2 separate regions of the Homo sapiens genome follow, and region 2 is linked to region 1. Evidence: read pairs that join two places in POLR2A ChIA-PET (ENCODE). Cell type or tissue: MCF 10A. All regions are shown on one strand. Each heading gives the region's core, and the rest is flanking DNA. Links, peaks and the distances in the headings are about the cores only.

Region 1 (4,000 bases), core at 1-4,000:
ATGCCCGGCTAATTTTTCTATTTTTAGTACAGACAGGGTTTCACCATGTTGGCCAGGCTGGTCTCAAACTCTTGACCTCAGATGATCCACCCACCTCGGCCTCCCAAAGTGCTGGGATTACAGGTGTGAGCCACCATGCCCGTCCAGCATTTACTTTGTATTAGGTATTATAAGTAATCTAGAGATGATTTAGAGTATATGGAAGGATGTATGTAAGTTATATGCAAATTCTCTCTATATATTCTCTGTATTAGAGACTCAAGCACCCATGGATTTTTGATAACTGAAAGGGGTTCCTGGAGCCAAGCCCCATGGATACCAGGGATTACTGTACTAACTTGAATGAATGAATGAATGAAGATGGGGTGGAGGTTTGGCAGCAGAGTTAAGCCTGGCCCAGGGGCTGGAGTTGCTAGTTCTTGGCAGCTCCCGGAGCAGACAAGCAGGCTAAGAGGGGACTGTGTGGGGACGGGATGGGCATGGAGGTGGATGGAAGGAAGCTCCAGGCAGCAACACTGTGGGGTGGTCTCCAGGCTCAAGAACCCTAGAGACAGAGGGAAAGAGGAGAACATCCTGCTGGCTGAGCCGCCCACCCTCACCCCACCATGGACATTCTCAACAGAACCAGAAATGGGGGACTGCTGATGGGGAATAACTCACTTCTCAGGGCACAAAGCCTTAGAGGCTTCCCACTACCTGCCCATTCCCTCAGTGAGACTCATGTTGCTTATGGGAATAAGGGTGGAAGTGGAGGTGGGGGTCACAGAGGACCTCGAATTTGCACTTTGACATCCCCCACCAAAGCCCCAGAGCTGCTAGCATTGAGAGCAGAGTCCCTTCATCCAGCGCAGTAAACTGTCCCATTTCCAAATCCCTCAGATGGCAGCGGTCCCCCTTCCTAGCTGTGTGACCTTGGCCAAGTTACTAACCTCTCTGTGCCTCTGTTTTCTCATCTAAAAATGGGGGCTAATAATTGCTCCTACCTCATAGGGCATTATGCTCATATAACGGAAAGTGCTTAGAAAATAGCGTTCAGCTGGGTGAGGTGGCTCAAGCCTGTAATCCCAGCACTTTGGGAGGCTGAGGCAGGCGGATCACCTGAGGTCCGGAGTTCAAGACCAGTCTGACCAGCATGGAGAAACCCCGTCTCCACTAAAAATACAAAATTAGCCAGGTGTGGTGGCGCATGCCTGTAATCCCAGCTACTCGGGAGGCTGGGGCAGGAAAATTGCTTGAACCCGGGAGGCCCAGGTTGCGGTGAGCTGAGATCGCGCCATTGCACTCCGGCCTGGGCAACAAGAGCGAAACTCTGTCTCAAAAAAAAGGAAGAAAATACTGCTCAATGAGTGAAGGCTCATTTCATTCTGAACAGGGCTCCCTGAATTCATATGCTTCTAAAATGCCATCATTAGCTTGTGAACAGCACAAACGTACAATGTTATAATGTTGCATTTTAAGTAATTAAATGCATTCAGTTTCAAAATATGAACATTTAAACTAAATCACAGTTACGGGAGCCAGTTCTGATACTGCTTCAATGTTTAACTTACAAGGAGGCTTGAAAATTACAAGTGCCAGAACATCTCTCAGCCACTAAGTGATGTGACTCATCAATCAATCAATCAGAGGGCCTGGCACACAGTAGGTGCTCAATAAATGACTGCTGGCCAGAGAGTGAGAGCTTATAGGAGGCCACATGTCAGGCACAAAGATGCTGGCAGGCAGCCCTGCAAGCAGCGCCCCCATGTCTCTCCAAGCACTGACCACTGTCATCTGAGCCCCTCCTGCCCCGTACCAATGCACACACTTCCAGGGGCACTGCCCAAGGCCTCTGGAGCCAGGTCTAGGCCAGCAAAGAGCTACCAGACACAAAAGGGACAAGGAGGCTGGAAGACTGTGATCACCAATCCTGATCAGGGTGGCACCTTGAAATTGGTGCTTGGAGATGCCCAGCCCCGAAACAGCCACCTCCCTGCTCCAGCTTCTCACTCCATTTAAAAACCAGCATCTCCCTCTCCGGCTGAGGTTCCCAGGTTAATTATTAGGATTCCCTAAGTAACAGGAACTTTGACCTTGACTTTGGGCCTGGCAGCATGACAAGGTGTGATGTTATCAGCCAGAACAGGCATCGGGATGAACTCACTGCCTAATGAGACACGGTTTATTTTCCCAGCAGAAAGTTGACCAGGAACAGAGCCAAGTACTTCCCAGGCTCCGTGGGCATCAAAGGGATTGCACCTTTTCCAGACCCAATCCACAGCTGCAGGCAGCAGGCAGGAGTCTGCACTGACAAACGACTCACCTCTGCACACTGCTTGATTCCAGAACCTGCGTTCTGACACCGATCACACCTGCCATCCCCTGCCGGGCCCAACCTCACTCAGGAATGCCTGCGACCCAGCAGCCTGTCGTGGGCTGTGCTGCGAATGCCACACATGGGCCAGGCTCTTCCCTCCCGCAGGCCTTTCCCAGCCTGTCCTCTGCAGCTTCCCTTGAGCTCGTTCCTCTTTTTCTCTGTGAGGCATGGAAGTGAGATGCATGCAGCCCACCTTGTTATTATCCGCTGATAGTTTCTGCCTGTGAGTTTTATTCTCCAGAGAGACCCTAAGCCCAGGCGGGGACCCAGGTCCTCCATTTATTCATCCTCAGGTTCATGGCTGTTGTTACTAACAGTTCCCACGTACCAAGTGTTGCTCTCTAGTGACACAGTCAAAAGCGTCCCTGGGGGGCCCTCCTGTGGGCGCACTTATGCCCTGATGTGGACATCAGGGCTCAGAGAAGGGCAATGGGTGCCCACGGCCCAGCCTGGGCCGGCCAGGCTGGTGGACGGCAGACAGACTCAGACCTGTCCTAGCCCTGCCGGCCCACACCCTTCCCCTTCCCCTTCCAGTCTGAGGAGGAAGGGGTCCCAGGAAGGTCTCTTGGAGGAGCCAGAGATGCAGGTGGAGGTGGGGCACGAAGGGGGATGCGAGGATTGTGGCCTGGGGGACAGGGGGCACAGTGAAGGTTTGTGATTGTGTAGGTGACACACAGAGAGACATGGGACAGAGACACAGGCAGGAGAGACGAGGAGATGGAGTGGCACAGATAGGGATGCAGAGACACATGGAGAGACGCAGAGACAAGCAAGATGAACGCAAGAGACATGGATCCAGGCAGTGACACAAAGATAGAGACAGACCAGAATACCAACAGAGATGGAGATGGGAAGAGAGACAGCAGGAAACAGAATTGTTGGGGATGCAGAGCCAGAGGCCGAAATCTCCACCAAGCAGGGCTGGGGGTGAGGGTGGGGCCTTGCCTGGGCCCCTCCCCCAGTGGTCAAGATGGAATGGAGGGCTGAAGATGGGAGGAAGTGGGAGAGGTGGGACCCAAGACACCCCTGGCGGGTGTGCCCAGGTGGGCGTGGCTAGCCCAACCCCTCATGACCCAGCATGGCTTGAGACACACCACGAACCCGGCCACCCCTGAGCACCGGCGTGCTCCTGGCATGAGCAGTGTGGAGGGGCTGACCCAGATGGGCAGCAGCTCAGAGGCGAGTGAGCCACTCCATTCAATTCCTGCAGGCGAGATCCATGGTGGCCGACATCAGCGCATGGCAGGAAGCAGGCGACAGGTTATTCTGTAAAAAGCAGCTTCAGGACTTGGCTTTGGCAGCCTTGAAGACGTCAGAGACACACCTACGGTGCCGCATGGTGGGGGGGGTTTGGAACAATCAGCCCCTCCAGAGAGAGCTGTCTACAAAAGCAATCCTCGCAGCCCACCCTAACTGAGCACCTACTATGTGCTAGCGCTGTGCCAAGTGCATAAGTGAATCCCTTCAGGCAGCCTGGAGCTCAGGACTGCAGGCTCTGGAGCCAGGCAGCCTGGGGACACCTCTTCTACCTCCTCCCGCTGACTGTGGGGAGAAGCTCCACCTCCTGCTGCCTCAGTTGCTCTTTATAAAATGGGGCCAATGATAGCAACTTGCCTCACTACACAGCAGCTGAGCAGGTGAGTA
Region 2 (16,968 bases), core at 5,271-9,270, 100 kb after region 1:
ATTTATTTCATATATATATATTTTTTTCTTTTCTTTTCTTTTCTGTTTTTTAGAGACAAATCTTGCTCTGGCCCAGGCTGGATTGCAGTGGCATGATCATAGCTCACTGCAGCCTCAAACTCCAAGGCTCAAGCAATCCTCCTGTCTCAGTCAGCCTCCTGAGTAGCTGGGACTACAGGTGTGCACCACCATGCCTGGCTAATTTAAGAAATTTTTTGTAGAGATGAGGTCTTGCTATGTTGCTCAAACTCCTGGGCTCAAGTGATCTGCCCATCTCAGCAGATGTATTTAAAATAGAATCAAAATAAGCAATAACACTTGAAAACAGAAGTCCTAGTATAGTCGCTGTCAGGAGTTTTAAGTTTTTCCTTTAAAGGTAGAACACTGCCACTGGTCTCTGTATTTAATTTCCACCATTTTCCTTTGATAGAGCACTGCTCTCTGTCCCCAATTTACTTTGTGCAGGACATTTTATAAAAAATGTGTTCCCAAATACTCTAAATCTACAAGGCAGCAGGAGCATTGCTTGAGGCCAGGAGTTCGAGACTAGCCCAGGCAACATAGTGAGACCCTGTCTCTCCGAAAAATATTAGCTGAGTGTGGCGGCACGCATCCATAGTCCCAGATACTCAGGAGGCTGAGGTGGGAGGATTGCTTGAGCCCAGGAGTTTGAGGCTGCAGTGAGTTATGATTGCACCACTATACTTCAGCCTGGTAACAGAGCGAAGAAAAAAGAAAAAAAGCTGCAAGTGATACCCACTGTGTTCCCTCCCCTGTAGTTCTTCCTCTTTCTTGTGGTAACAGAACCCTGATCCCTGATTTTTTTTTTTTTTTTTTTTTGAGATGGAGTTTTGCTCTTGTTGCCCAGGCTGTAGGGCAGTGCTGCAATCTCGGCTCACTGCAAACTCTGCCTCCCGGGTTCAAACGATTCTCCTCCCTCAGCATCCCAAGTAGTTCGGATTACAGGCGTCCGCCACCATGCCTGACTAATTTTTGTATTTTTAGTAGAGACAGGATTTCACCATATTGGCCAGGCTGGTCTCAAACCCCTGACCTCAGGTGATCCACCTGCCTCAGCCTCCCAAAGTGCCGGGATTATAAGCGTGAGCCACTGCACCTGGCTGATCCCTGATTTTTCTTTAGGGGACCATCCCTCCCTCAATAGGTCCAGAATTGGGCCCATGACCCAGACTAGGACAATTAGGAGTTATAGGGATTGGGTTAGGGATGGGCACATGACTGAGACAGGGTCAGTGAGGGTGGTCTCTGGGCTTTGGCTGTCACCATGGGGGAAGACAGGCTCCCTGCCAGGTGGTTGGTAATGTGACGGAATGTTGCCAGGGTTGCTGGAGGCCATCTTTGCCACCATAAGGAGGGACTTGGCCTAAGGGAAAAAAGGTAACAGGGGAAAACAAAAGCAAGAAATGGAGAGGGATTCCAGTTTGTGCTGTAAAATAATACAGTAGCCACTGTCTACATGTGGCTATTAACATTTAAATTAATTAAAATGACATGTAATTTGAAATCCAGTTTCTCAGTTGCACTAGCCACACCTCAAGTATGCAGCAGCCACATGGGGGCTAGTGACTCCCCTCTGGACAAAGCAGAAAATTCTATCAGATGGCACTGTGTCCGATCTGTGCTGAAATCTTAGCCCTGATTTTTCAGTTACACGAGCCAATCCATTCCTTTGAATCTAAGTTAGACGTCAATTGGAGTTAGGTGTATTCACAAGCCAAAGAATCCCAAGGCAACATCCTCCCACTCTGAACACTCTGACTACTGACCAGCCCCATTAGTCACAGATTTAGGTATCATTTGGGTGCTTTCTTTTCATTCAGACCAATGCCAGAGAAAGTCATTACTGAGTTCAGAAATGTGGTTAAGCAAAGGACATTCGAGAATACTGGTGCCAGGTCACCATTTTCTATTGTTTCTTCAAAAGGAAAACAATCAAAGATGCGGAACACATGGATATAGAAAACACATGTCTTTCATCTGGATCCATTCAGGTTTTCTTTTTCTTTTTCTTTTTTTTTTTTGAGACAGAATCTAGCTCTGTCATCCAGGCTGGAGTGCGGTGGCACGATCTCGGCTCACTGCAACCTCCACATCCTGGGTTCAAGCAATTCTCCTACCTCAGCCTCTTGAGTAGCTGGGATTACAGAGGGCTGCCACCACAACCCAGCTAATTTTTCTATTTTAAGTAGAGACAGGGTTTCGCCGTGTTGGCCAGGCTGGTCTGGAACTCCTGACCTCAAGTGATCTGCCCCCCTCAGCCTCCCAAAGTGCTAGGATTACAGGTGTGAGTCACTGTACCTGGCTCCATTCACGTTTTTAATGAGCACAAGAATAATTAGAACATCTCATTTATTTTTTGAGACAGGGCTTTCTCTGTCACCCAGGCTGGAGTGCAGTGGCACTCATAGCTCACAGCTCACTGTAGCCTCGACCTCCTGGGCCCAAGCGATCCTCCCACCTCAGCCTCCTCAGTAGCTGGGACCACAGGTGCATGCCACCATGCCCAGCTAGTTTTTGTATTTTTTGTAGAGACGGGGTCTCCCTATGTTGCCCAGGCTGCTCTCGAACTTCTAGGCTCAAATGATCCTTCCACCTCAGCCTCCCGAAGTGCTGGGGTTACAAGCATGAGCCACCAGACCTGGCAATATATTTTATTTTATTTTTTCCAAATCACTTCTCACTTGATAAACCAATATTGAATCAAACTGATATGATGTACCTGTTGACATGGTGAAATAAAGATATAACATCACCTATGTAATATTCCTGATAAAAACGCATAACTTAAATCTATTTTTTTTTTTTCTTTGAGATGGAGTCTTGCTCTGTCATCCAGGCTGGAGTGCAGTGGTGTGATCCTGGCTCACTGCAATCTCCGCCTCCCGGGTTCAAGTGATTCTCCTGCCCCAGCCTCCCGAGTAGCTGGGATTACAGATGTCCACCACCAAGCCCAACTAAATTTTTTGTATTTTTAGTAGAGATGGGGTTTCACCATGTTGGGCAGGCTTTTCAACTCCCGACCTCAAGTGATCCACCCGCCCCGGCCTCCCAAAGTGCTGGGATTACAGGTGTGAACCACCACGCCCAGCCACTTGAATCTAATTATGAGGAAACAGATAAACCCCAACTGAGGGACAGTCTATGAAACAATTTATCTTTACTGTTCAGAAATGTCAATATTATGAAAGGCAAAGAAAAGCTGAAGAACTGCTCCAGATTAAAGGGGCCAAAAGAGATGAGACAACTCAATGTCTTATTCTGGGTTGGATCCTGGATAAAAGGAAAAAATTTCTGTAAAGGACATCACTAGGTCAATTGATGAGATTCTAGTATTGCTTATATATTAGATAATATTGTAGCAATGTTAACTTTTTTGAATTTGATAATTGGGGTTGTATAAGAAAAAATATAAGAGAATGTCCTTGTTCTTAGAAAATATATGCCTAAGTCTAAAGGGGATAAAAGGGGAGAATCTCTTTAACTAATTCTGAAGTGGTTCAGGAAAAAATACACAGATAGCAAATGAGGATATAACCTGGACAAAGGTTATGCTTTTCATGCAGCTCTTTTCTACGTTGGAAATTATTTCAAAACAAACAAACAAACAAAAAAGCTAGCAAGCAGATAATACAGTACCTTTATTCTCCTTTAGGGAAAAATATGATAGTCTTTCCCATGGCAAATATCTCAAGTGAAAAGTAAAGCACTTCACAGTGTTTTCAAACAGGGCATCCTGACATTGTTTTTGGAATGTTCCAATACACATCCTACAAAAGTGAAATAGAAAATCAGAGCATTTTTCATTACTGTATGAAAACATAGTGTGTGTGTCCTGGATTATAGTGTTCAATGCATTTCTTACTGTGTATTGCAGTTTTTTAAAAAAAATTTTGAGAGACCCTATAACAGGGTGACCCATATTGCAGTCTACCTGAGACAGATCTGGTCCGAGCCTGTTCTACTGGCATAGTTCGTGGCAAACCCATTCATTCTCAAAAGTGTCCCAATTTGGATTATAAATTATAGTCACTCTTATTTTAAGCCACAATTCCTTTTTGTAACAGAATATGGTATGGATAAATGTGCATGGTACTGCCAAAAGACTTTAGCTTTTTCTGTACTTTTTTTTAAATATGGAGAACGAATTTGCACATTATTTATATGACTGAAAATTATTTTTAAAAAGTTATCTTTACTTATGCTGTATTATCTTGTTATCCATCCCTTGGGATTATAATGAACTAGATAATAAGGGTATTAAATTTTCTTTATTTTCTATTACACAGAGAATACTGCTTTCAGAGTAAACTTAATTCCCAAAAGAGAGCTTTTATAAGTGGAAAAACACCTATAGTTTGTAAATAAAATACAAACTCCATTGAATTTTAATATTAACTTATAAAATACAATTGTGTTGTAAAGCAACTGGATAAACACATTAGCTTTTAAAATATTATCTAAGTCTTGTTTTTAGGGAAGAATTTGGTAGACATATTAAGGATCTTTTTTTTTTCTGAGATGGAGTCTCACTTTGTCACCCAGGCTGGGGTGCAGTGGCGCGATCTCGGCTCACTGCAAGCTCCGCCACCCAGGTTCACGCCATTCTCCTGCCTCAGCCTCCCGAGTAGCTGGGACTACAGGCGCCCGCCACCATGCCCGGCTAATATTTTTGTGTGTGTGTTTTTAGTAGAGACGGGGTTTCACCGTGTTAGCCAGGATGGTCTTGATCTCCTGACCTCGTGATCCGCCCGCCTCGGCCTCCCAAAGTGCTGGGATTACAGGCGTGAGCCACCACGCCCGGCATTAAGGATCTTTTAACCGATTAATTTCCTTTATATTTACCTTCTAATGCCCAGTTATCCACCCAATGACAGTCATTTGACTGCACATATACTTCGTTTGGGCAATGAAGACTTATTTTGGTTTCCAAAATATCTTTTCTGAGAGTACTTAAGTATTTAGCATGTTATGTGATCATAGCTAGGAGGCACTGGGTTTTGCTTTACCCTACAGATAACAGCCATCATCATCACGTGATATGCCATCACAAGATAAAAACAAAGGCTTTCCATGTTTAACAGCAAAACACTCCCAAAACTGTGCTTAGAACTCAGCTGCCAAGTCGCTGGTATACATACTTCCAATTTAAACCCCACATCAAACTAAAAGAAGGGAAACACAATCAGAAGTGGTTCTGTCAGTTGCTGTTAAACACTTGAGCACCTAAAGGCAGAACAGAGAGGTCTGGTTTTTGGTAAATTTTTGTAACTTTAGTTTTTCCTCAAAATCAAATTTAATCAAGCTCTTACTCAGCACTGGAAACTAGGAAGCAACAGTGATTTAAGATGCAAATTGCAAGGCTGGGCGCGGTGGCTCACGCCTGTAATCCCAGCACTTTGGGAGGCCAAGACGGGCGGATCACGAGGTCAGGAGATCGAGACCATCCTGGCTATCCTGGCTAACACGGTGAAACCCCGTCTCTACTAAAAATACAAACAAAATTAGCAGGGCGTGGTGGCGGGCGCCTGTAGTCCCAGCTTCTCGGGAGGCTGAGGCAGGAGAATGGCGAGAACCTGGGAGGCGGAGCTTGCAGTGAGCCGAGATAGTGCCACTGCACTCCAGCCTGGGCAACAGAGTGAGACTCCATCTCAAAAAAAGAAAAAAAACAAAGATGCAAATTGCATTGGGGTCATTTTTTGGGAATGAAAGGGATGTTTTAATTCTGCACCATTGTTTCACGGACTCAAAACCCAGAGATGAATATCGGGTACTGAATGCAACCCAATCAAAGGTGTGAAGAGTTCTGTGTGCACGATGTTCCATTTATACTCGGGATTTTTAGTGTTTTTAACTTGGAGGGAAGGAATTAGGATTGTCCTATTGTCCTCTAAACTTGTTGGCAGAAGAGTTAGTGCAATGACCAACTAAGCTGATGACAGGGTGGCTAATTTGGAATTAGAAATGGCTCAGGAAAGGTTGTTCTTTCTCTCAGACCTTTTTTTTTCTTTTTTTGAGATGGAGTCTCACCCTGTTGCCCAGGCTGGAGTGCAGTGGCGTGATCCTAGCTCACCAAAACCCTCGCCTCCCCGGTTCAAGCGATTCTCCTGCCTCAGCCTCCCAAGTAGCTGGGACTACAGGTGTGCGCCACCAAGCTCAGCTAATTTTTTTTTTATTTTTAGTAGAGACAGGGTTTCACTATGTTGGCCAGGCTGGTCTCCAACTCCTGACCTCATGATCCGCCTGCCTCAGACTCCCAAAGTGCTGGGATTACAGGCATGAGCCACCATGCCTGGCCTTTTTCTCAGACATTTTAAGTTTTTCAGTATAAATTGAATTCAATCAACATAGGCCATACTAGATAGATGGTAATATTAATTAAGTATAACTAAGTGAATTTGAATTTCAGAAGATAAGCTGTCACATTACAAACTAGTTTCAAATAATCTTAAAGATAACTTTGGGTGAATAGCTTGCATAACCTTTCACACTATCAGAATTAACCACATTTTAAAAGTTACCATCCAGCCCATAGCCATATGGTCATACACAGTTGCAAAAAGTGCACATACAATTTGGGGTCCATCTTTTAACAATTAAAAGTTAAGGAAGCAAGGATCTTGTTAAAACTCAAGGGTTTTCTCCCTACCTATTTTATATAATGGGCACCTGGTATTTGTGGGCAACTTTTCATATAATTTCAAACAAGAAAGTAGCCTTTATACAAGTCTATCTTTATTTGTAAAAAATAATATACAACTAAAGCTAATTTGATTTTTAAAATCGAAGTTCATTTAGTGATAATGTACACTTTATAATAAAATTGTAGTAAAATACTGACATTTGATAGTTATAAACAAAGTATCATTCATGTAAAAATCATGTTATAGCATGTAAAATTTAATTAGAAAATTCATAGCTCACAAAAGTACATATATTTTGTTGATAGCTCGAGAACATTATCATAAATTTACTTAAGATACAGAACAAAATTCACAGTTAGGCTTGACATTTAGTACTATAAAATTTTATGTTGGATCCACTGATACTTTTGTTAATAAGGTGCACTTGAAATAATTGATTCAGCCTACCAATGAGCTGATATTTTATCGTATAACCAGGATCTATTGGTTTTACAATATATCTAGTAATCAATTATTTCACCAATAATTTAAGAAACAGAGATCTACTTGAAAATACCATTGATAGATACCCTTAACAGGATAATTAAAATAAAAAGCAATAGCAGCTTTGATTTCCATTTCCATGAATGCGTACAAGATAAATCTGTATTTTACAGTTAAAATTTGTACAAAAAGTCAAGCCCTGAAGTAGTTTTTCCCCCAAAAGTTCTGATGTTAAAACTTTAAAAAAAAAAAGAGAGAGGTAGTGTGTAAAAATATTTTTACTTAAAATGTTGAACCCCTGCACCACTTATATTATAAATGAAAGTTAACCTTCTACATACTAACATTATTTTGCCATTCAAGAGTCAAATTTGTAAGACTCACAGAATGTTAAAGCCGGAATGCCATTAAAAATAGCATATAAATGGAAGAACTTCGGTGAATTCAACAAAAAGTACAACGTATTACATAATGTGCAGTCAGTTAATAGTTTACTGATAATATGCTTAGTGGTAATGTGAACAAAATACATTGAAGTATTCTGAGTCAAGTGATCTTCACGTAATCAAGACTTCTTCATATATATTTTACCATATAGAGAAAACATCCTTCAAAGCGGAGTCATTTGAATCTTCATTGTTGTAATAGCACACAATTGTTAAAAAGGTATTCATACTAGCCCTACCATAAAGTTAATTAATAAATAACTCTCCATAAGCCATAGGGAACTTATGTACTTCATAGTATTTTTAGTTTCTATATACAAGCATACCATTGTGCTTGTGCACACTGTACAATAAAATCAGGCAAGGAATTAAAGTTAGCAGCCTTACTCTTAGCTTGTTCTAAGTGGATGCATTGGAAAGTAATAAATAGCCTCATAAAATTAATAGTGATAAACTCTACCTGTCACAGGTGAATACTATGTAGTTTTCATAAAGTGTAGGCAGTGTTTCTAGAAATCCCATGAAGGAAAACCCAATTTTTTTTTTTTTTGGCATAAAAAGTGCACAAGTTTGTCCTATGTGTTAAAACATCTTAATTTGGATGTATTTTTTATCCAAAATGATGCATACTTGGATGCATTAAAAGCACACCAACAAAAATACACACACTAACAATAAAAGGAATGATTTCAAATGAGACTGGGAATGGGAACAAGAATAGGTTAAAGGAGAGACTTCCATATTTCCAAAGTCAAGAGAATTGCCTTTTAAAACATAAATTATATAGCCATACAGAATTAATTTGAAAATATGAAAGCTATAGGAAGGACAAACACCAATTTGAACAACTGTTGCAAAGTTTCATAACTCAAGAAAAGATAGCTTCCTGGCTAGGCGCTCATGCCTGCAATCCAGCACTTTGGGAGGAGATGGGCGGATCACTTGAGGTCAGGAGTTTGAGACCCACCTGACCAACATGGTGAAACTCCATCTCTACTAAAAATACAAAAAAATAAGCCAGACGTGTTGGCGCACACCTGTAATCTTAGCTACTCAGAAGGCTGAGGCAGGAGAATTGCTTGAACCCGGGAGCTGAGATTGCACCACTGCACTCCAGCCTGGGTGACAGAGACTCTGTCTCAAAAAAAAAAAAAAAAAGCTTCCTCAGCTTTATAACATGGGAAGTAACTCCTAAAAACAGCCAAGTGGTTTGATTCTTAGAAACCAGAAATGCACAACTGGGCGCGGTGGCTCACGCCTGTAATCCCAGCACTTTGGGAGGCCGAGGCGGGCGGATCAGGAGGTCAGGAGATTGAGACCTTCCTGGCTAACACTGCGAAACCCCGTCTCTACTAAAAATTAGCCAGGCATGGTGGCAGGCGCCTGTAGTCCCAGCTACTTGGGAGGCTGAGGCAGGAGAATGGTGTGAACCCAGGAGGTAGAGCTTGCAGTGAGCCAAGATCGCGCCACTGCACTCCAGCCTGGGCGATAGAGCGAGACTCCATCTCAAAAAAAAAAAAAAAAAAAAAAAGAAAGAAAAGAAAAGAAACTGGAAATGTACTTGAGAACATCATTTGTTACAATTTATTAGAAAGGAACATAAAAAAACAAAAATCAAAATAGGCTGGGCATGGTGGCTCTAATCCTAGCATTTTGGGAAGCCGAGGCAGGACTGCTTAAGCCCAGGAGTTCAAGACCAACTTGGGCAACATGGCGAAACCCTGTCTCTACAAAAAATACAAAAAGTAGACAGATGTGGTGGTATGTGCCTATGGTCCCAGCTACTCAGGAGGCTGAGGTGGGAGGACTGCTTGAGCCCAGGGGATTGAGGCTGCAGAGAGCTGTGATCATGCCACTGCATTCCAGTGTGGGCAACAGAGTGAGACCCAGTCACTAAAAAAAAAAAAAAAAAAAAAAAAAAAAAAAATCAAAATAAAATATTGGGAACATGAGACCTTTAAGAGCTGAGGTCCCCAATGTACCACAAGAGAGAATCAGACTTCACATTAGAATTTTAAAAATACAGTTAAAGGAAAAATTAACTGGGCTCTGCACAGCAGGTTAAATATGCAACCACTTCCAACAGAAATGATCTAGTCTTCTCACATAGTTCCAAGAATGTGCTTTAACATCTGATTCTCCACAGACAAAACAGCAAAAGCACGTAACTTCATCAGCAAAGGCCCCTTTGTTTTGGACTTAAATTCACCTCTGATCCACCAAAGTTTATATTAACAATTATCAAACTACTACTTTAATAATATTGTAAGCTTGCAACGTTACTCGTCTCATGCCTATTCCACGTCACTGGTCAGAGGTATATATGCTTTTAAACTAGCCAAATGTACAAGTCCTCATGGCATCCTCACTCTGAAAACATTCAAACCACGGTTTCATAATGTTATGATTGTTCCATCTTCTTCTAAGAGTTTTTGATCTGGAGCATGTGTTTCAAATTCCGTGTTTGAGCTGCTTGCTATGGCTGCTAAGCTCACTTCATTAGAGGGAATAAAGCCATTCTGTCCAGACTCAAAGCTTAGCTCTATCTGTGTTAATGACTCCAGGCTCTCAGTATTAGGAACAGCTTTTGGAATCTGCTGTGGCACTCCATTGTCTTCAATGATAATGTCATCTTCTTCGCTGTCTTCATCCTCTGGCTCAAAGCTTGGTTCAATCTGCTGTGGGTAGCCAAGAAGGCTGTTATCAGTAGACTGACCGGAACTGCCAGAAGTCCGACTGTTCCTCACAACATTATTCCTCTGGTTTGCCGGTCTCACTGTTATGATGAGGTTACGGCTATTTGCAATCATCATGTCTGTTACTTGATCAAGGCTCTTCCCTGAAACTTCTATGCCATTAACTTCTAAAACTTCATCATTAACAGCTAATAGTCCTGTACTTTGAGCCAGACCTCCTGGGACAAGCCTGGATATAAAGATCCCTGGAACCTTTTCTAAGCCATGTGGTGTTACCCTGACACTGGAGCCATCCCGGATGTAGAATCCTAGGGGTTTCTCCGTGCCGTATTTGTAAAGACGTACCCTACGATGCGTTTCTGGGAGAATATCCACGTCTATAATAGAAGACACAGGTCTAAAGTCTTGGGGCATACTAATGACTATATGTGGCTTTTTTCTATGGTTGTCAGGACGCAATACGTTGGTTAAAACATTCTTCTTCTTTATTAGCGTGTCTGTACCAAAGGCACTGTAGTCTGCTTCTTCTGTTTAAAAATAAAACAAAATAATTATAGAAATGCTGTAAAAATATCTATTCACTTGCAGCTGAATCTGTACAGAAAGGATAACTCAAAATATATTTGGTATATAAACAAACTAGCTAATAAGCTTATTCTAATCAGATCATAATCTAGTACAGTAGTAAAATGCCATACCAGAAAAAACCACTAGGTGGCCATCTCAAATACACATCACAAAATAAACCAATGTTGAAGTTAAATTTGATAGAGCTCATTCACTTTTAAACATTAAATATGGCAAATGAAACTATGATAGATCTTACATATTTTTTTTTTTTTTGAGATGGAGTCTCGCTCTGTCGACCAGGCTGGAGTGCAGTGGCGTGACCTCGGCTCACTGCAACCTCCGCCTCCCGGGTTCAAGCAATTCTCCTGCCTCACCCTCCCGAGTAGCTGGGACTACAGGTGTGTGCCACCAGGCCTGGCTAACTTTTTGTATTTTTAGTACAGATGGGGTTTCACCGTGTTAGCCAGGATGGTCTCGATTTCCTGACCTCATGATCCACCCACCTCGGCCTCCCAAAGTGCTGGAATTATAGGCGTGAGCCACCGCACCTGGCCAGATCTTACATATTCTTAAACATCATTAAATATATATGTATTTTTACTTTTTTTTGAATAGGGTCTTGCTATGTTGCCCAGGCTGGTTTTGAACTCCTGGCCTCAGGAGATCCTCCCGCCTCAGCCTCTCAATGTGCTAGGAGTACAGGTGAGAGCTACTGTGTCCGGCCTTAAAACATCATTTTAAACCAGTTACTTAAAATACATTTTTCCTTCACTTGTTTAAAAAACTTGTAATGTGGTTGGGCGTGGTGCCTCACGTCTATAATCCCAGTGCTTTTTTGGGAGGCCATGGTGAGTGGATCACTTGAGCCCAGCCTGGGCAACAGCGTGAGACCCTGTCTTTATGAAAAGTAAAAAAAAATTAGCCAGGTGTGGTAGGTAGCGTCTGCCTGGAGTCCCGGCTACTTGGGAGGCTGAGATGGGAGGATGGCTTCACTCCAGGATTCAGGTCTGCAGCGCACTATGATCACTGCACTCCAGCCTCGGTAACAAAACAAAAACACGCCTGCAATTTGCATGTTTATCATATTCAACTCAAATACTTGAAGTGGGATATTTGATTCTCAAGGTAAATCAGAGAGTAAAATCATATACCAATATCAGAGGCTGAGTGGGCAGATAATGTAATTGATGCTGATGCATATCAAACAAACACTTCGGAATTTTGGTATTCTGCAAATAAACACTCTCCCTCAGTTTTCTGTTGCTATTGTTTGAGACGGAGTCTCGCTCTGTCGTCCTGGCTGGAGTGCAGAGGCATGATCTCAGCTCACTGCCACCCCCGCCTCCCAGGTTCAAGCGATTCTCCTGCCTTAGCCTCCCAAGTGGCTTGGGATTACAGGCATGCGCCACTATGCCCAGATAATTTTTGTATTTTCAGTAGAGATGCGGTTTCACTATGTTGGCCAGGCTGGTCTTGATGGAACTCTTGACCTCAGGTGATCCACCTGCCTCAGCTTCCCAAAGTGCTGGGATTACAGGTGTGAGCCACCTCGCCCAGCAGGAATTCTTGATCTCTCATTTTCATTTTGAAAGAGGCAAAGGTGGAGTTTTAACTTTTTTCTTTACTGTGTGAAAAACTATGCATAAAGTTCAATGGTATTTTGTCCTCAGTGGTGGTGACACAGACAATAGGAAGTAGTAGGACTCTGGCAAACTGGAGAGCTCCTGCCTCATTTAGATGGCATAGCTGCTTCTCAGTTCCTCGCAGATTTTCTTCATGCCAGAAAGTCTTGTTTTTAGGCAAAATCTTGCGATCTTTAAATACTGCCGCCTAATTAAATAATAAACTAAAAGGGAAAACAGAACACCTAACACCAGATATGGTTAAATTATATGGCTGAAGGAAGATAGTCTATAAACAAAACATTTCATCAGAGAATGAGAGGTAAAACAGAAAATGAAACTAACAGCAGAAACAAAAGTTAAAATAGTATTTTCAAAAATAACTACAATGAGGATAAACTAAAAAGTGAAATTTACATGAATTAAAAAAAAAACACAACAACTTCAATAATGCCTCTCCCTGGTTTTCCAGTGGCTAGGCAAAAAAAAAAAAAAAAAAAAAAAGAAAGAAAGAAAAAAAGAAAAAGAAAAGAAAAGACAACAACAAAAAATAAATGGCTTCCCTCCTCCTCCACAAAATAGTTGAAAATCCTAGTCTCAGCTGCTGCCACAGAAAACACCAATCTCACCATCTTGCGTTTGTATAGCGCTTCAACTCATATTCTCTTGTTTAATCCTAAACCCCCTCATTGCTAAACTATTATCATCTTCACTTTATAACCAATAAATTAAGGGTACAACGTAAGTTACACAGAAAGAACTAGAGCCCAGGTTTTCTTACGAGGCTAGTATCTTCCAAGTCACAATAATGAATGCCAAGTATCAATTATGTCAGAGTATGGGGAGCTTTAGTATTCTTTTCTGATGCTGCGTGAACACTCTTCAAAACCTAGTTTCAGATAAATATATAAGGTTACGGGTATCTTATTTTTTTGGCATTTTTTTCCCCTTGGGGACACTTGTAATCATTTATAAGTATTTGCATTGGGCTCTTACAGAGACAGAAATGTATTTATAATATGGCTTTGGATATAAATCCATTGGTACAACAATCTTTTTGGCAAAAAAACCTATCAAGAATAGTCTTCTGGTAATGTGTTTTCTCAAAATCATACATATTTGTGTTTTAAAACAATCAATAAGGAAAGCCTATATAACATTTATAAGGGAAATTCCAGACCATATAAACTGAGAACAGTATTACGTTGCCTACATACCTACTCATGGGAAACCTAACCAAAATAAACTCCAAATCTGCATAATTTGGCATCACATCCAGACTCCATTTGAATGCTCTCTGCTAAATTCTCAAAAGCAATATGCCCCAGTACAAAGCCACCTTTGTTCTCCCATCTAGCTAATCAGTTTCCAGCCACTGGGAAAGAAAATATTTTGGCAGAAAGCCAGGGTTCAGGGTGTTAAAGTGTAAAGGTGAATGTCCACAAGGAATTGGAGTTGACTTTCTACCTGAACACTATCAGAGCATTAAACTCAGAATGAGATGGAAAGTTTGAAAACTTGATCATAGCAACTGTCCACTTGTATAAATTCACTTATGCAACAGTACATGATATGGGCTGATACAGCAGCACCGCATTTATCCCAAGCCTTTTCTTCAGCCAATGATCTCGGCTAACTGAACAGACAAGGATCCACCTAGAAGGCCTCCAAATAGTCAAACTGGATGTCTTACTTTCTTACACACAAATAGTGGCTGTTCTTCACTTATCCTGCAGGGCTTCCCTCTGAACCTCTTACTCTTTAAACATTAATTCTGAAAAGCCTAGTAATCTCATTCCTTTGCTCATAGAGGGTCATAAACCACACATTCAGAGCAAAGGGTAAGGATCCATTTGTGGGTGGCAGGCAGATGTAAGACATAAAAGCTTCACAGTGAGTAAAAAGCAAATCTAGAAAAAAAAAAAAACTTCTACATAAGCTCCATCAGTATCCCCATACAGTAACAAAACAGCAACCATTATAGTACAGCCATCAACAAAGTTCAAGATTATGCCCCACTTGAAGATCAGAGGAAGAAATCAAATAATGAAATAATGTTTTAAAATGTTCTAATCCAGGGGTTGACAACCGTTTTCTGTCAAGAGTCAGACAGTAAATGTCTAGGTATTACAGGCTATATAATCACTCTTGTAAAAGCAGCCACAGACAATCCATAAAATATTATGTGGCCAGGCATGATGGCTCATGCCTGTAATCCCAGCACTTTGGAAGGGCGAGGTGAGAGGACTGCTTCAGCTTAGTAGTTTAAGACCAGCCTGGGTAACATAGCAGGACCCTGTCTCTACAAAAATAATTTTAAAAATTAGCTGGGCATGGTGGTTTGTTTGTGCCTGTAGTCCAAGCTACTTGGGAGGCTGAAGTGGGAGGATCACTTGAGCCTGAGAGGTCGAAGCTGAAGTACGCTAAGATGGCACCACTGCACTCCAATCTGGGCAATGGTGAGACCCTGTTCCAAGAAAATTTTATATGCAAAAGCAGCCAACAGGCCTTAGTTTGCCAACTCTTGCTCTAATATAAAATGGTTAAATGAGATAGATCTGGCAACTTTTTTTTTTTTTTTTGAGACGGAGTTTCGCTCTAGAGTGCAATGACACGATCTCGGCTCACTGCAACCTCCACCTCCTGGGTTCAAGCGATTCTCCTTCCTCAGCCTCCCGAGTAGCTGGGATTACAAGCATGCACCACCATGCCCGGCTAATTTTTGTATTAGAGACAGGGTTTCACCATGTTGGTCAGGCTGGTGGCGAACTCCTGACGTTGGGCGATCCGCCCACCTTGGCCTCCCAAAGTGCTGGGATTACAGGCGTGAGCCACTGCGCCCAGCCAGATCTGGCAACTTTAAAAAGATTAAATATCACTTAAAGCAAATTAGATATTCAAATTTTGCAGACCCCTTCATTCCTAATACAGAAAAATTAATCACCAAATATTTAACGAACACTGACTATGTGCCAGGAATTGTGCTCTGTGGTACAGATTTGGTGAATAAAATAGGTATGGTGTCTACTTTCGTGGTGCTTACAATCTAAAAGAGGAGATGGCAACTAACAAATAATTTCAAATACTCTAAGTAAATTATAACAAAGGTGCTGAGAGCTATAAGCACACCATGCTGGGGAAGTATGTAAAGGGGACCTGGCCTGGCTTGTAGGAGTAAGGCAAGGCTTCTCCAGGGAAGTGATTCTGTGAGGAAAACCAGCCAGGGGCTAATAGTAGAAGGCAAGAAGAATGTTCCAGGCACAGGACTCGACAATATCCAGAAGAGGGAGGGCCAGACAAAGAAATCCAATACAGCTAGAACAGAGGGTGAAAAGCAGGAGGGAGGGAGGGAGGGAGGGAGTCAGGAGCTGAGTCAGAGGCAGCCAGGGGCCAAACAGACAAACAGGGCCTCCTGGGAAGTACCAAAGTTTACAGACTTTAGCCTAAGGGCAAAGGGAAGAAAATCAAGGATTTTAAGGGAAGACAGTGATAGTGAACTCATTTGGTTTTTCTACAAAGCTCACTCCGGCTGCAGGCTGGAGAAGGACGTGGAGGGGGAGGACAAGAAGCTACTGCAGCCAGCGCAGTGCAGTGGGTCACACTTGTAATCCCAGCACTTTGGCAGGCCGAGGTGGGCGGATTACCAGAGGTCGGGAGTTCGCAAGCAGCCTGACCAACATGGAGAAACCCCATCTCTACTAAAAATACACAATTAGCCAGGCATGGTGGCGCATGCCTGTAATCCCACCTACTCGGGAGGATGAGGCAGGAGACTCACTTGAACCCAGGAGGCGGAGGTTGCCGTGAGACGAGATCACGCCATTGCACTCCAGCCTGGGCAACAAGAGCGAGACTGCTTCTCAGAAAAAAAAAAAAAAAAAAAAAAAAGAAGCTACTTCAGTAAATTTGGATGGCACCTGGCCTGGAGCAGAGGACATGGAAATGGGGAGACAAATCTGAAAAATAACTAGAACACAGTTTTAATAGGCTTGGTGACTGACTAAAAAATAGGTATGTGTCAAAGGTGACACCCACGTTTCTGTTGTGAGTAACTGGTGTCACATACTGAGATGTTACTCCACAATTTCTTTTTTTTTTTTTTTTTGAGACGGAGTCTCGCTCTGTCGCCCAGGCTGGAGTGCAGTGGCGCGATCTAGGCTCACTGCAAGCTCCGCCTCCTGGGTTCATGCCATTCTCCTGCCTCAGCCTTCCGAGTAGCTGGGACTACAGGCGCCCACCACCAAGCCCGGCTAATTTTTTTGTATTTTTAGTAGAGACACGGTTTCACCATGCTAGCCAGGATGGTCTCGATCTCCTGATCTTGTGATTCGCCCGCCTCGGCCACCAAAAATGCTGGGATTACAGGCTGTAATTTATTTTTTTCATTTCTGGGCCATATCTTTTGTTAAAACTATAATTTACAATTTACTACTAAAATGTATATTCCTTAGACAACTTTAAACCCTGATTCATAAAAATGTAACCTTAA

Evidence for each region. ChIA-PET counts read pairs that join two places held together with the same protein. Peaks named below come from ENCODE experiments on the same cell type or tissue, not always from the same donor. Only the 100,000 strongest peaks of a DNase experiment are listed, where the experiment ranks them.
Region 2: POLR2A ChIA-PET joins it to region 1 with 5 read pairs; 3 of 35 experiments call an interaction of 5 or more read pairs at or near these places.

The regions. Positions count from the first base shown.
Region 1 is chr20:50,854,465-50,858,464 of GRCh38, reverse strand. All of the region lies in intron 4 of BCAS4 (breast carcinoma amplified sequence 4), which reads right to left. Among named protein-coding and RNA genes, the nearest start is that of BCAS4, 61 kb to the right of the region's middle. In MCF 10A, for the core only: no CTCF peak of the experiment used is centred there; a DNase peak (open chromatin) is centred at 2,184.
Region 2 is chr20:50,743,505-50,760,472 of GRCh38, reverse strand. PARD6B (par-6 family cell polarity regulator beta) reads right to left here. Exons shown (of 3, transcript NM_032521.3): 3 at 6,732-10,814. The coding sequence ends at 9,985. Among named protein-coding and RNA genes, the nearest start is that of PARD6B, 20 kb to the right of the region's middle. In MCF 10A, for the core only: no CTCF peak of the experiment used is centred there; no DNase peak of the experiment used is centred there.